3 separate regions of the Mus musculus genome follow, and regions 1 and 3 are each linked to region 2. Evidence: chromatin loops called from intact Hi-C (ENCODE). Cell type or tissue: left cerebral cortex. All regions are shown on one strand. Region 1 has its middle 120 kb from the start of Gm27521. Region 2 has its middle 56 kb from the start of Cyp2j5. Region 3 has its middle 12 kb from the start of Gm34053.

Region 1 (5,000 bases), 320 kb before region 2:
TGGTGCTCTATATATTCCACTAACTGCTTTGAGATCTACGTATACAATAGGAAACAGCACACATATAAGACTCTTCAAAGTAGCTTATAGTTTACAAACTTCTCTAAGTATATATATATATATATACATATATATATATATATATATACATATATATATGGAGGTAAGACAGTCAGGCTCCTGGCTTCCTAATAAACTTTCATTTGCTATGTTACTCCTATCTAAGCCCTAGAAAGGTTTGCCACCCAATCTCCAGTGCCCTAAAAGGAATTGAAATACTCAAAACTATTGAAAACAGGAGCAAACATTGATTTTTTTTGATATGTTGTATTGAGTACACTGTTCTGCACATTATCGGCAGGCCACACTAATAATGTGATGTCCATTCTGGGTGTCTCTGAGCTCTTAAACATAAAACCCATCTAGGATCATTTATTTGTTGGCTTTTTTGTTTTGTTTTGTTTTGTTTTGTTTTGTTTTGTTTTGTTTGTTTTGTTTTGTTTTATTTTGTTTTGTTTTGTTTTTTTCGAGACAGGGTTTCTCTGTATAGCCCTGGCTGTCCTGGAACTCATGGCATTAAAGGCGTGTGCCACCACACCAGGCTCTTGTTTGGCTTTTTTATTGTTCCTTGTTATTTTGCAGTATGGAGGGTTGAACTTGGGGCTTCATGCGTTCATTCCATAACTGAACAATATCTCTGCTTCCTTGTACATATTTGTGATACTTGTAGCATTGGTAGTCAGAAAATATGTTTTTCATAGGAATACAAATTCACCTTTAGTAGGTTCCTCTTCAGCTTGCCAGTATTCTTGGTGGTAGAAGTTTCATGCAGTCTAGAAATGCATGTACTAACTCAGTTCTTATACTTTGGCCTTGCATTTTTAACTTGAGAGGAACATAATTTGGTATTTGCATACTCATGTTCTTATTTGGGAATTTCCCCTTATCTTCTGGGGAAAGGAATGTAGAGATAGGACCAGAGGGAGTGATAACTAGAAAAAGCAGCTAATCTATCTTATCGTATCAGTCCTTGTTAACTGTGGTACCACTAGTAGCTAGGATTCAGTAAAATACCATGGCACTGTTCTCTTCAGCTGAAATGTCTGTCACCAGGACCTCGACTTTGATATTCAGAGGAGCACATGTCACAGTGTCCAAAGATCCACAATCATTAATGAAGTAAATCATAAAAGCAATGCATTTGTTCAAATTCTCAGGTCCAGCCATCACTTTCCTTCACAGGCATCCTTGTGCATCACCTATATTTATAAATTCTGCTGCCCCCTCCCATGCAACACTCTTGAGTGGTGGTTGCCTTATTTGTTGCAGTGTTTAAAGCCAGGCAATCTTCTTAGCCCAGATCAGCTGACTGAACTTGAATGAGTCCCTTTGCTTCTTTCAGCCTCAGCCTCTCCTCTGTTCGAGACTGCCCTGCGATGTAGTGAAGCATACGTTCAGGCTATAGGGAGAGGTGTATGGCTGATTCCATGTAAAGCACAGTAGCTTTCATGTAGTATTTTCCTCAGTAACTCTCTGAGGTTGGAGGCTCCCAACCCTTTTTAAAAATTTCTATCTGACCATTGGACTTCTCCTTGCATTGTAATTGTGTTTATCATGCTGGATATTGTGCAGGCTTCTATACACTTTTAAATGATTATATAGGATAGAGAGAAATCCCTATATTTTAATAAAACATTGATCATTGAGAATTCACCAGTTCTTAATTATTTTTGTTATCATGTTTATTATTATACTCCTGGAGGATTATGTTTAAAATATGCTAGAAACATTATAGAATCGTTTGGTAAGTTGTATCTCTTTCCTACTCTGTTTTCAGTGCCCTGACCTTCTTTTATGAAGCCTTCCCTAGAGGAAGTATTTATACTTTTGAGCCTGACAGAAACTGTAAGTAAGAAATTGATTCACTTTTTGCATTTGAATTAGATATTTGATAAGACTACATGGTGTCATCAAAGATTAAACTATATACAGGATACATCATCAAAAATTTCATATATTTATGAATATTTTCAGTATTCAAAGACTGTAGAAGGCTTCAGCAATGATCTGTCCCATGGAATTAATAAAGGAAGTTTGAGTGTACATTTCTATTGATTTACTTTATCATTCCTTGATAATATAAATAAAAACACCTTCAAACATTCCTAACACTGCCATCCTCATTGCAATGTTCTTTGCTGATCCCGATAGGAAGCAAACACATACACTGATTATGTCACATTAGGCTTGAGTTGCAGCACTAAGTTGGTCAGAATGACAAGAATTTAGCAAAAATGACTGAAGTGTGAGAATTATACCATAAACTTGCCTACTTCACAGGGTGGGTAAATTGAATCTACATATCAGAGTAAAATATAAATCTAGTTATGTAACCACATGTACACCCCCCCCCAGAGATGGTTATTAGATATGTGGTAGCCTACTACTGTCATAAGGACAAATCTAATGTGTAGCCATCTTCTTTCTGGCTCCTGAGCAGATAATAAACAAAGCCTGGGATCCAGATAGCAGCCAAAGAAAATTCCAAGCCACACAGTCTTGCCAGCATGGCTGTGCCATAACTGTGAGTCTCTGGCACCTGGTTACCTTGATCTGTCACAGGCTCAAGAGAATGTGTCATACCCCCATTCCCACTCCTTTAGCAAGGTTCAATGTCTTTGTCCAGCCTCAGCTTGTAAATAAAGTAAGAGAAACTCAGATTTACTGGCATTCGTAGCTGCTCACAGTTCAAGAGTTCTGGAAGGTCTTCTTTCCAGAACTTTGGTTTCTATGGGATGAGTGTCGTCCTGGCTGGTTTTTGGCTCATATCTAAGTGCTGGATCATCTCCATTCATCATTTCTGGGCTGGACAAGATTCTCTTGTCTGAGCTGTGGATGTCCCCTGCTGGAAATGGCTGTTCACTGCAGCTGAGGGAATTGGTACAATTGTGGCAGCTGTGGATGCACTTATGTGTGTCAGGACATCCTCCCTGGCTGATTACATGATTCCCACCAGGAACACAGTCAGAAAACTCACTCTGTGACCCTGCTCTTACACTCCTGCTTTATTGGCAATTTCACCTTCTAAGTTATGATAACCACTCCTTATAAAGCACGGTATGTGTTAATATGACAAGCTCTCAACATTTGTTTCTAAAATCCATAATCTTGTTGCATACAGAATGGATTATCTTATTTAAACTGTCACATATTAATAAATTCTGAGTGGAATTACAGAATTTTATATTGTAAGAGTTCAGGCCTTGAGAATAGGTGGCCCCCATTAGTGTAACTTGCACAGGATATTTGTTTTACTTGTCTTCTTGTCCACAGGGTGCCTCTCCTGATACAGAGAATACACAAAACCACTTGGCTGTGGTTTTTCATCCTCAGGTGCAATTTTTTTCTGCTCTTCATCTTTCATTCTATATGTGCTCATTTGCAGCATTCGTGCCAGTGGGCTTTGCTTTGTTCTGCTTTCTATGTATCTGATCAAAATCCTCTCCCTTTTCAAAGCCTGCTTTTTTTTTTTTTCATCAGAAAATTTAGGGAGCTTTACTAACTGACTTAATTTTCCTTCCAAATGTAAAGTGCTGCTGTGACAGGCATCCTATGTGAAAGACATTCTGTAGTCCATGTTTCTGGGAAAATTCTCATTGATGAAGGAAACAAAATTCAGTTGTGTACAACTTATAAGATTATAAGAGGTGAGAGTACAGGCTAGTTCTTGGTCTGGACTGTCATTTGGGAGCATACTTTTCAAGACAAAAGCCACTAATCACTTATCCAAGACATCAGAGGATGGGCAAAATCAACCGTCCAGTGTCCAGCTGAATCACAGTTGCTGATTGTTCCAGCCAGTTGGGAGTTTTCACCATGTGATCAGCCCAAAGGCATTTCTTCAGCTGCCAGCACAGAGGCTTGTCGAATCTGCTAAGAAACCAGATGCAGCAAATACATATCCTCTACAGCCTGGCATCTGGGGTTTGTGCCTGCCAGCTGAGGAAAAAAGCCTGGGCTGCATGGAGCTCAGGGTGGAGATGTGGAGATCATAGACAGAAAACAGTGAGATCATCACATGTTTCTCATTGTGCTAGAAAAAAAAAAACCCTATTGTTGGAGAGCATGTGAGAACTTTGTAAGAACCAGATTAAGTATGCCTGGATTACATGATGGAACAATTATATGCTGTGGACTAACACATATTTGTTTTACTGAAAGTCTGTTCCTACTATTTTACTTTTTTCGTATGCAAAAGCGCTTATACAATTGACTCAGTGCAACTGTATTCATCAAGCAATCCATCTTATTCATATATATTTATGTGTACATGATGCATGCACATCATGTATATGTCTTTATTCTTCTTAGCCCATTAGTTTTTCCCAGATAAGAACTTCAATGTTACCTTCTTACTACCATTGTAGACCATAAGTGACTGGGTATTCTGGGTAATACCCTTATTTTGTTTTGTTTAAATCCCTTTCCCATATAAATTATATAAATATTATTCATTAAACTCCATTCCTTTCAATACAGTTAGCCAAATGATTATTGAATACCCACCTATGCAAAATATGGTATGACCATGAGACTGAAGGAGCAAGGAATCCAAGAAGCTTATGACCACATGGATCAAAGCTGAGTGGCCAGAGCCAGTGATGGATAGGTGTCAAGAGCTTCAGGCAGTAAAAAAGAAGCCAAAACAGAGGATTTTTACTTTGTGTGCTATCTGTGGCTAGGGCTCACAGTAATGTGAGAGTGGGGACCTGAAGATGTATTTTTCTTTCTTTCTTTCTCTCTTTCTTTCTTTCTTTCTTTCTTTCTTTCTTTCTTTCTTTCTTTCTTTCTTTCTTTCTCTCTCTCTCTCTCTTTCTTTCTTCCTTTCTTCCTTCATTCCTTCCTTTTTCCTTCCTTCCTTCCTTATTTTCTTTCTTTCTTTCTTTCTTTCTTTCTTTCTTTCTTTCTTTCTTTCTTTTCCTTCCTTCCTTCCTTCCTTC
Region 2 (5,000 bases):
CCTTGTTTAGGCTTTTCTCTCCAATATCCAGTCGGGTGCTTGATCCAGTGGTCTTAGTTACCAGCAGATGTAATAGACAGGGCTTATTTACAGACACTGCATTGTAACAGGTATCCCCAGAGCTTTGTGTCTGTAACCAGTGTTTCCATGTGTTTTGGCTGAACGGATATTTCTTTAGGGACAAGAACCATGACCAGATCATAACCTGCTTTCTATACTCACCATCCATATTACACCAAGAATAGAAAAGGAACAGGCTCTAAGACAGCTAAAATCCATTCACTATTCAGTAGATTTGGCAGTGGCTTAATCTCCCTGAACTTCAGTTTCTTTATCTATAAGAAGGAAGTAATTGAACTTCTTTGTAAGAGTGTGATAAACACTGGAAGCGATGCCAGTTTTACAACTCTTTGCATGCTGGAGACAAACTCTAAGGAAACCTAAAACAAAACAAAACAACAAAACAAACAAACAAACAAACAAAAAAAACAAACCGGAGAATCAGGCCATTACCACATGGAAACAAGTTTTGAGATATATTTTGTTCTTCTAGGTCCAAGTAACAATTTCTTTTGAATCATTCACAGCTTTACCCCAAGATTGTGTGTGTGTGTGTGTGTGTGTGTGTGTGTGTGTATGTGTATTTGTTTGTATGTATGTGTGTGTTTGTCTGTGTGTATGATTATGTATGTGTTTGTATATATGTGTGTATGTTTGTCTGTGTGTATGATTATGTATGTGTGTATATGCATGTGTGTGTTCATGGTGTGCATGTTTGTGTGTATGAGTATGTATGTGTGTACATGCATGTGTGTGTTTGTGGTGTGCATGTTTGTGTGTTTGTGTGAGTGCATGTATGTGTGTCTATATGTGTAGTGTGTATGTGTGTATATACTTGTACATGTGTGTATGTGTGTCTTTGTATTACTTGTTTTGAAATAAAGGGAGAAAAAAGTGGGAGAGTATGGGGGAAAGATGGATCAGTGAGGAATTACAGAAAGAATTGTGGCAAATATGATCAAAATATGTTGTATAAAATTCTCAAAGAATTAATAAAATATACATTTTTTAAAAGAACAATAAAACAGTCTTTATTTATAACTATGATGGTATCATAGGGACTACTTTCAGGGATTTATGCCTTAGAGGAAAGGTCTTGGGCCCAAATTCCAAATGACAAGGGGAAATGGGAACTTATAACCAATGGTCAACAAAGCAGGGGGTGAATACATGGACAATCACAAAGAGGCCTCAGAGGCAGGGGTGAAGTTTCTGAATTAGGGTCATGCTTCATAAAGTCAGACTACATGGTCACAGCACGGTTAGAATTTAGGCAAGAAGGGAATCTTGGTTTGGAGGTTGTCTGTATGCTTATCTGTCTGCTTGTATATATATCATGAGAGTATACTCATTACTTTTATATGAGTAAAAATTAAGGAAATAAAATTTAAATCCATAGAGAAGATTATTTATTAAGGTAACAATGTGACAGTAGAGGTTATAGGAGGTCTGCTATGAAGCCAACAAATTGACATAAATAGTAATATGCTATGATGTCATTACACTTCAAAATGTCATTGTGGCATTTGTTGTTTTTTATTATTTTCAGATAGTGGCTTATTGAATACTCATTATGTGTCACTGTGGAATTCTAATAAAGATAGAGAAATAAAGACCAGTGTCTGTTGGTTGATAAGCTTCCTGCAGTAGGACCTTCCTAAGTGGGTGACAGTATGCAGTAAGCTTTTTAGAGATGATACAGTGGTGTGTGTGTGTGTGTGTAAGAGAGAGAGAGAGAGAGAGAGAGAGAGAGAGAGAGAGAGAGAGAGAGAGAGAGAGAGAGTAACTTTCCAAGGATCACAAACTTCATCTTTAAAGATGAAGAGAATAAAGGATAGAGGCATTTTCTCAGCTGGATCAGACTCTCTCATACCATATAGCCTTGAGCAACTCACTTTTTTAGTAGAGCAACACCATTCCATTCATATTAAATGAGATATTGCATCAATGGCTTAGCAGTGTATCTTGAATGCCACAGAGAAGTACCACAGAGGAAACAAGTATCCTCTATTTTTATACAATTCTTCCCTTCACAACAGGCCTAATTATTAGTTTTTTTCCAGATATTGAAACTAGCGTTTGGATCATTTTCAGAGTGCTTTCCTGGTCAGCAGAAACTGCCTTTTACATTATCCTCCCACCTGTAATTGCTTCTCTTACTTTACAAAATAGGTTGGCATTACTATGCCCATTCTACTGTTGAAAAAACTGAAGCTCAGGGTACTACTGAAATCACTTTGGTTCCAACAGGCCTAGTGAGAGTGACTAAGCCAGGAGTGAAAAACTGTTGTGTAAATTCCAAGTCCAGCAATGCTATGTAGGCCACACTGGCAGCAAACAACTAGTACAACACCCCTGTATGAATGGCCTCATTGTCCAGCAAGACTGGCAGCAAATCCAACATAGCCTCTTCTACTTTGTCATCAGCACCAATGCCCAGATCCTTGACCATGTGGGTCACTGGTGAACACCTACTGAATGGAGCCCACACATGAACATTAGCAAACCCCAGCTGCTTTCTCTCAGCTCCATACCCCTCTGAGCCAGTAACAAGGCATTCTCAGCCACCTGGAGGTGGTATGTTCACAGACACAAAAGCATAACTAAAGTGATAAAATAGTCCAAAGTTTGCTAAGTGTTTTCTAACTTGAAGAATTTCCCAAGATCATTAAGAGGAACAATAAAGATGGGGGTGATACTCTAATTGGGATCAGAAACTGGAGAGCTTTGGTGCCATCTAGGGAACTGTGAAGTTCTGGAAACAAGTGTGTGCTTTTCTTTTCTCCCTCTCCTCTCTGTCTTTATGAGCCTTTCAGCTACAGTTCCAATGCTCCTTAGCAACAAAGGCGAGCTTCCCAGAGCTGGGTGACTCAGGAATGCCAGCCCTTTCCCTCATTAGCATTGAGGGGCCTCATCTGCCTGCGCAGTTGGCCAGAAACCATGCAAAAGGCAAAGTGGTTTGGGGAGGGCCCAGCATTTACCACGGCTTGTTGGAAAGTGGGAAGCTGCCTCAAAAGTTTCCAAACAAAAGGCATCAATATTATTTGTGGAGCCATCAGGCTGCCTGGGACACAATATGGCTCTGGCTTGGCCACATGCTCCCGCCCCAGGTTCTGAGCAAAGACTCCAGGCCTTCCCACATCACATCTTGGCCTTGGATCTTTACACAGTGCATTGTTTCCCTCTCCCCCTTCTGTTTTGTTGCTCTTCAGACTCAGTTTTTCCAAAATGGACAATGGGTAGACTCCAACTGGTAGTGGGGTTGCCCAGAAGAGGGCAATTGACAAAGGGTAAGTGGTCAGATGGTAGGACAATCACTAGCAGATGGTGCTTCTGAGGATAGAGTCCAGGAAAATTCATAGGCAGATTGAGCTCTGACAAAGGCCAAGGGAGATTTATCTTGTAAAGAGCAATTGGCACTTGGTACCAATCCCTAAAGCCCACACACTACTATCCCACACAGTTTTCTGTTCTTGCAAAGGGAGATTTAGACTGAGAATCTGTCTCATCAGAATTCCAAAGTTCTGGTTAGTTAGCCAATCCCCAGAAGATTATAACTGAAGCTCATTTTCTGCTTTCAAGGAGCCAGCTCTAAGCAGAGATTCCTTGGGCTTCCTTGGGCTTGGACACCTTCTGAGATGTGACTCTTCACTATGTGTTCTCTCAGACAAGTCCAATTTGTTCTTCCAAAATCCATCTCTCTTTTCCCTGTGGACATTGAGAATGTAGATTGATGACTCTGCTCCCTGTGCCTGTCCTTTATTGGCAGAAAAGAAGAAGGGATAGGGGGAAGGAAAATGGGAATCTTGCTTCTCTCCTACAGTGTTGACTCAAGTTCAGGAGGGAGGGTCAAAATGCAAAGGGAGCTAGAGAAAGTCATATATAAATCAATGCATTAGGTTACCAGGGCTTCTATTATATCTTTTTTTAAAAAAATGAGAATTTCATATATGAATAATTTTTATATCCTTTCCATCACTCTCTCCTTCCCCTACAAATCTTCTCATGCCCCTCAATCCCTTTCTAATTATTGGCCTCTACTGCTATATAAGCATTCATATAAACTTACATACATATATACATACATACATACATACATACATTCATGCATACATGTGCATTCACACACCCCCACTACAAACTGATTCAATTTAGTATTGCTTCTATTACATGTGCTTAGGGCTGACAATTTGAGATTGGATAACTTGCCTGGTCTGGCCTCAGTGAGAGAAGATGCACCTAACCCTCAAAACACTTGAGGCCCCAGGGAGTGGGGAGGCCTAGATGGGTAGGATGTGGGGTAGGGTGGGGTGATCCTCTTGGAGACAGGTGGGAAGAGGAATAAGATGAGGAATTGTTCGAGGACAGACCAGGAGGAGGATAATGACTAGACTTAAAAAATAAGATTAAAGATAAGTATATGAGAGAGAGAGAGAGAGAGAGAGAGAGAGAGAGAGAGAGAAGTTATTCTCTCTCAGCAGTCACTGACTGCTTGTAGTTCTTTAAATGTTCATCCATGCTGACTGGTGTGGTCATTTATGCAGGTCTTATTTAAGCAATTATACTAGTTGTTGAGATTATTTTTTGGTGCAACTTCTCCACCATGTCTAGAAGATATTGTCCTTTATTAAACAATTTTTGTTCATTAATTGCTCAGATGACCTGTCTATTAAAGAAAATTGGGCACTGAAATCACCTACAAATAATGGGTTGATATTAATCATGCCCCTCACAATTCTGTTTCAAATTTTTGGCTTCTATTATACATATATATATATATATATATATATATATATATATATATATATATACACATATATATATATGCATTTGCACAAACACATATACACAGACCCACACACAGACACACACACACACAAACACACACCTCATTTTAAATCCAGTACTATGATTTTACAAAATTAGGTCCACTAGAATTT
Region 3 (5,000 bases), 80 kb before region 2:
ACAATGGATTCTACGAGAAATATGCATGGGAGTGAACTGTATGGAAATGCAGTTAATTTTTCTATATTATTAGAATAGCTTGTATTAAAGATTTTTAAGTCATGCCAAATATGTAAAAAGACCTTATATATCACCTGGTACATAGCAGGATGTTTGTAATTATTATTAATGCAAAATAAACAATTATGTGTATATATCTTAAAGGTAAAAATGCATAGCTAATATACATAATTATAATATATGCATGCATATATTAAGAGGATAGTTCTTAAAAATAAGTACAAGTATATAACATAATTTGCCTCAAATATTATATACTGCATGTTATTTATGCTTCTTGAATAAATTTACCCTATTTAAAATGAGAAGCACTCTGTGAAGGGAAGAGATAGGATCATTCTCTCCTATCACAGAGGTTAATTAAGGGTCATTTGTGTAACACCCAGTAATATAGCAGGTTTATTTTCTGGCCTGAGCATAATGAAAAGCAAAGGACTGATCCTTCATTGGGAAAGTACCTAGACAAGGCATTATGGTAACATGCAGGAGGCTCCATTCAACCTAGACTCAACAAACTTTTGCCAGGTTGAGAAGTCAGAGGACCACATAAAAACAACAGATCAATCGAAGGTAAAAGACAAGCCTGGGCCAAATCTAGGGAACTGACTGCAGGGCACAAAATCCTCAGCTGCTAGGATAATGTAAGTAGCCCCCATGTGCTGAAGGTACGAATGGAACACAAGCAGCTCACACAGTGTGGATAGAGCTTTCTCTGAAGCATAGTCTTTTTCGAAGATGACCACTGTGCACAAGCCCAAAATAAGAGCAGAGCAGGCTTGGCCACTCACCAGCTCCAGAGGCAGTGAGTGGTGAATGGGTCCAAATGAATAGATTCCACAGCCGAACACCGTTTAGTGGGAAGTCTGACTTCACCAGCTGGCAGCCCACTCAACAGTGGTATATATTTCTTGGCAGGTCACTGAATCCCCAGGTCTCTGTCGCAGCGTTGATGTGTTGGGGCAGTCATAAACCAACACAGTCTTCTTCTTTTTTCTTTTCTTCTTAATTTTTAATTGCCTAAGACATAGTTTCATCATGCTACTTTCATAGATGGACATTATATCCTTTGTTCATACCCTTCTCATTACCTCTTCCCTTCCACCGGTATCCTTCCATTTCCCATGTGGTCTCTTTTCTTCTTTCATGTCAGTTTTCTTGTTTGTTTTGTTTTGTTTTGTTTTGTTTTGTTTTGTTTTGTTTTGTTTTGTTTTTGAGACAGGGTTTCTCTGTGTAGCCCTGACTGTCCTGGAACTCACTTTGTAGACCAGGCTGGCCTCGAACTCAGAAATCCACCTGCCTCTGCCTCCCGAGTGCTGGGATTAAAGGCGTGGCCACCAAGCCCGGCCCTCCTTTTTTTTTTTTTAATTTAGATTCTGCATATGAAAGAAAATATGATGCCTGCCTGTCTGTGTCAGGCTTATTTCATTTAACACAATGATCACTAGTTTGATCCATTTGTGTGGAAATAAGGTGGTTTCATTCTTTTTTTTCATAGCTGAATAAAACTCCATTGTGTACATACTGCACATTTGTCTAGTCTTCTTTCGAACAAGAACACATGACTAAGGTTTTGAGGAAAGCTTGCTTTGCTGACACCCTTTGCCATGTGATTTTAAGTGTTTATCATCAAGGCTGATTTTATCATCAGGCAATAACTATTTATGAAAGAAAATCCACTGCATAATGATACCCTGTGGAAATAGAAATTGGAGCTTACTTACAAAAATCAAGTAGCAAACGATTTAGCTCTTGGTTTACTCCAGCCTGGGCTGTGCTTTGCATGTGAAATGAGCTCAGTTTTGAATGTGGCAGATTCTTCTTGTTTGGGTCGTGTTTCTAATCGAGGCACATATATTTTCCCTCGATTGCAGGAAAACAAATTGGCAGTGGCATATTGCTTTGATATTTCAACCATTTGCTAGATTTCCACCCCTCCAAAATATCTTAAACGGAAGCATGAAACATGAGTAAGCCAAACCAGAGAGCTCAGTATTTATGAGCCTATTTGAGCCTTATAAAGATTTGATCAGAAAATATGCCTATTGATACACGATAATGTTTTACAACTGCAGTTGTCTTGGTCTATAAAATGTATTACAGTTCTGAAGGGGTTTCTACTTTGTCTGCAGACATTTCTGCTTTACTGCCACCAAGTGGTCTAGATTAGAATTGGCAGCATCGTTGCTGCTGGTTTAAGCAGAGGGTGTTTTGATTTTTAATTGTAAGAAGCAAAACCCTATTCACAAAATCTGGCTATGCAGGTGAGAGGAATTAAGAAGGAGAGCTAAGCCAATGTGAGGACACCAAGTACATTCTCATCCATTATGACTGCTGCTCTTTAAGAAAAGAGTGTTTAAACTGAGATACTCCAGGAACGTGAGCACACAATGAGAATGTGTCTATGTGTAGGATGCAGAATGAAAAATCAAATCCATACCTTGAATTTTGACTTCAAGATTCAAAAACTGAAACAAAAATTTTTGTTTATGCCACATGGTTTGTGGAACATTGCTAGGGCATCCCTGTTAATATAATATAAACAAATGTTAAATGGTACATGAAATGTGTATTTGGAATTAAGCACCTGATATCTTATTAAAGAGTTTGTGATGTGATGTTATCTGAATCTCCAATGCAAAGAGACAAAACTTGGAGGAAAATGAAAACTAAATGCTCCATCTAGGTGTCTATATTCATTCATGGACATATATTAATATTTATATGTAATATATCAAATATTCATACCTATATGTATGCATATGTATACATAAGGAAATATACAAGAATACTTATATGCAGTAATATACACAATGCACTTAGACTGAAGCCAAGTCGAGTTCAAATTTAGGCTCTGCAATGTACCAACAGGATAGCCTAGGTAAGATCCCCATTTTTCCAAGATCACTTGACTTAAGTTTATGATAAAATAGAAAATAATCAATTATGACAGTCAATGAAGCCATATACAATGCATTAAAGGGGCAACAGTTTTTGTCTTTAGCCTATACTTGTTTGTCACATTGTGGAGAAAAACTGTCCCACTCTCATATCCTTTTCTACCCACGGCATAGTCATAGTCCCCCAGCGGGAGAGAGCACTTAATGCTTATAAGGATATGTGGTATGATAAGGATATGTGGCATTGACTGTCCATATAAGAGAATCTACAATCACATTACAGATAAACTGATGGACATTTCTATGAGGGAGTTTCTAGTGTCAGCTATTTGAGATGAGAGGCTAGACATCTGCACTGAATAACAAGGCAAAACACCACTATGACCTGCATTCACATCTCTTTCCAGGCTGCTGATGAAATGGGGCCATCTGCCTCAACTCTTGTGGCCATGACACTATGTGTATCATAGAAGATACTATCCTCAAACTGATAGCCAAAATAAAACCTTTCTTCTTCCCTTAAGTTGCTTCAGTTTGGCTTTTTTTTTTTCACAGTAACATGAAAAGTAATATCCATATTGAACACATATCTGACCTTGTCTGGACGAGGGGACAATGGCACAATCTTAAAGAAAACACCTACCTTTGGTATTTTATTCTGCAAATTCTTGCTTCTCTGAGCTAAGAAGCTGTTCACTAAAACCAAATCTCAAAGAAGTCTGTTCTTTAGACTTGACCATACCCCTGGCATGAACTCAGTTTTAGGAAGATCAGAAATGTGATCTTTATTATTTATTGAGCAGGGACCAAGACATTGGTGGTATTAAAGAGCAAAGTCCAATCACTCAAGTGAATACAGAAATTATCTTAGGGAGTCTGATTGTCCTAGCAAGAATAATAGGGTTGTTAAGTGGGTCTCCTGCCTGGGAGATGCCAAGGGCACTAAGCACCAAAGAAAAAGAAACACTCAGTCACATGTGCTGGGCACACAAATAGAAAAGGTCTGTTATGCAGAAGCTACATGAGTCCCCATAGAAACATTGGCCCTCAGCCAACACAGCAATACTCAGTGAGAGTCCTTTGATCAGTATTTGAAATACTACAACAAATGCTTCACACTTCTGCATGCTAGTTCCTAGGTGCTAGGAATTCTAAATGGCCTGCAGTCCTCTGGACAGTCCATTAAAATGAAGAATGCCAGTACTGTCTTAACGGAAATAAAAAGGACTCACCCAGACAACAGAGACAACTATGCATCTTTATTTCCTTCTTTACCCAGTTTCTGAGGGCTTTCTTAGCAGAACCTTAATGAGAATTGATGCATCTGATAGTAAAGACATTTCATCTTATATATCCCAAAATATCCCACTGTGTATCTGGCTCATTCTCACCAAGATATCACTTCTCTAATTTTGTAGATTTTATTTTTCTCTCTTGAGAATATCAAGAAAAAAATCTTGAGGATAGTACTGTCTTGCCAGTCTCAGATGAGCAGGCTATCAAGGAGAATATTAGTTACCTCTTAAGGATGCTGTTGTCCAAAGAGCTTAAAGTACATCTCTCTTGGGAGATGACCATAGAGCTGCCTTTCTTTTGACCTTCAGAGCATGGAAGCCACACTAGGGTTCATGCCAATGTAGACGATCTCCCATCACTTCTCTGTTGAGTGACAATCACCTGCTGTCTAAGCAAGTGTTTCATGTGTTACTGTATTTCACAGACTCGGACATATTTTCCATAATTACTCCCCAGCAATATATAGAGTAGGGTGCCTGAGACTGAGATTTTAAATAAACAATTTTTTCTTACTTTAGCTTTAGTCCCAGTCATACAAAGCAACTTTGTTCTTTTCCTTCTGCAACTTTTCTCCACCCACGGAGGAAAAAAAATAAACCCTCTTCTGAATTAATACCCTAAGTGTTACATGTCAGTTTAGTTCTGAAGGTATATGTAAATCTCAGGTTATAATCACACTCTAATCGCCTCTTCCACTTCTTCTGAACTAGACAAGGTATATTTTCTTTGCATGTACTAGCAACTGGC

The links. Peaks named below come from ENCODE experiments on the same cell type or tissue, not always from the same donor. Only the 100,000 strongest peaks of a DNase experiment are listed, where the experiment ranks them.
Region 1: it touches region 2 in a loop (2.7-fold over the local background); 2 of 42 quality-filtered maps call a loop at or near these places.
Region 3: it touches region 2 in a loop (8-fold over the local background); 3 of 42 quality-filtered maps call a loop at or near these places.

Annotation. Positions count from the first base shown.
Region 1 is chr4:97,035,749-97,040,748 of GRCm38, reverse strand. No RefSeq gene overlaps it. Among named protein-coding and RNA genes, the nearest start is that of Gm27521, 120 kb to the right of the region's middle. In left cerebral cortex, a CTCF peak has its summit at 2,914 (motif pointing left); a DNase peak (open chromatin) is centred at 2,900.
Region 2 is chr4:96,717,244-96,722,243 of GRCm38, reverse strand. No RefSeq gene overlaps it. Among named protein-coding and RNA genes, the nearest start is that of Cyp2j5, 56 kb to the right of the region's middle. In left cerebral cortex, a CTCF peak has its summit at 2,806; DNase peaks (open chromatin) are centred at 2,502, 2,912 and 3,534; H3K27ac peaks cover 1,310 bases.
Region 3 is chr4:96,796,788-96,801,787 of GRCm38, reverse strand. No RefSeq gene overlaps it. Among named protein-coding and RNA genes, the nearest start is that of Gm34053, 12 kb to the right of the region's middle. In left cerebral cortex, a CTCF peak has its summit at 2,214 (motif pointing left); DNase peaks (open chromatin) are centred at 1,904, 2,221 and 4,021.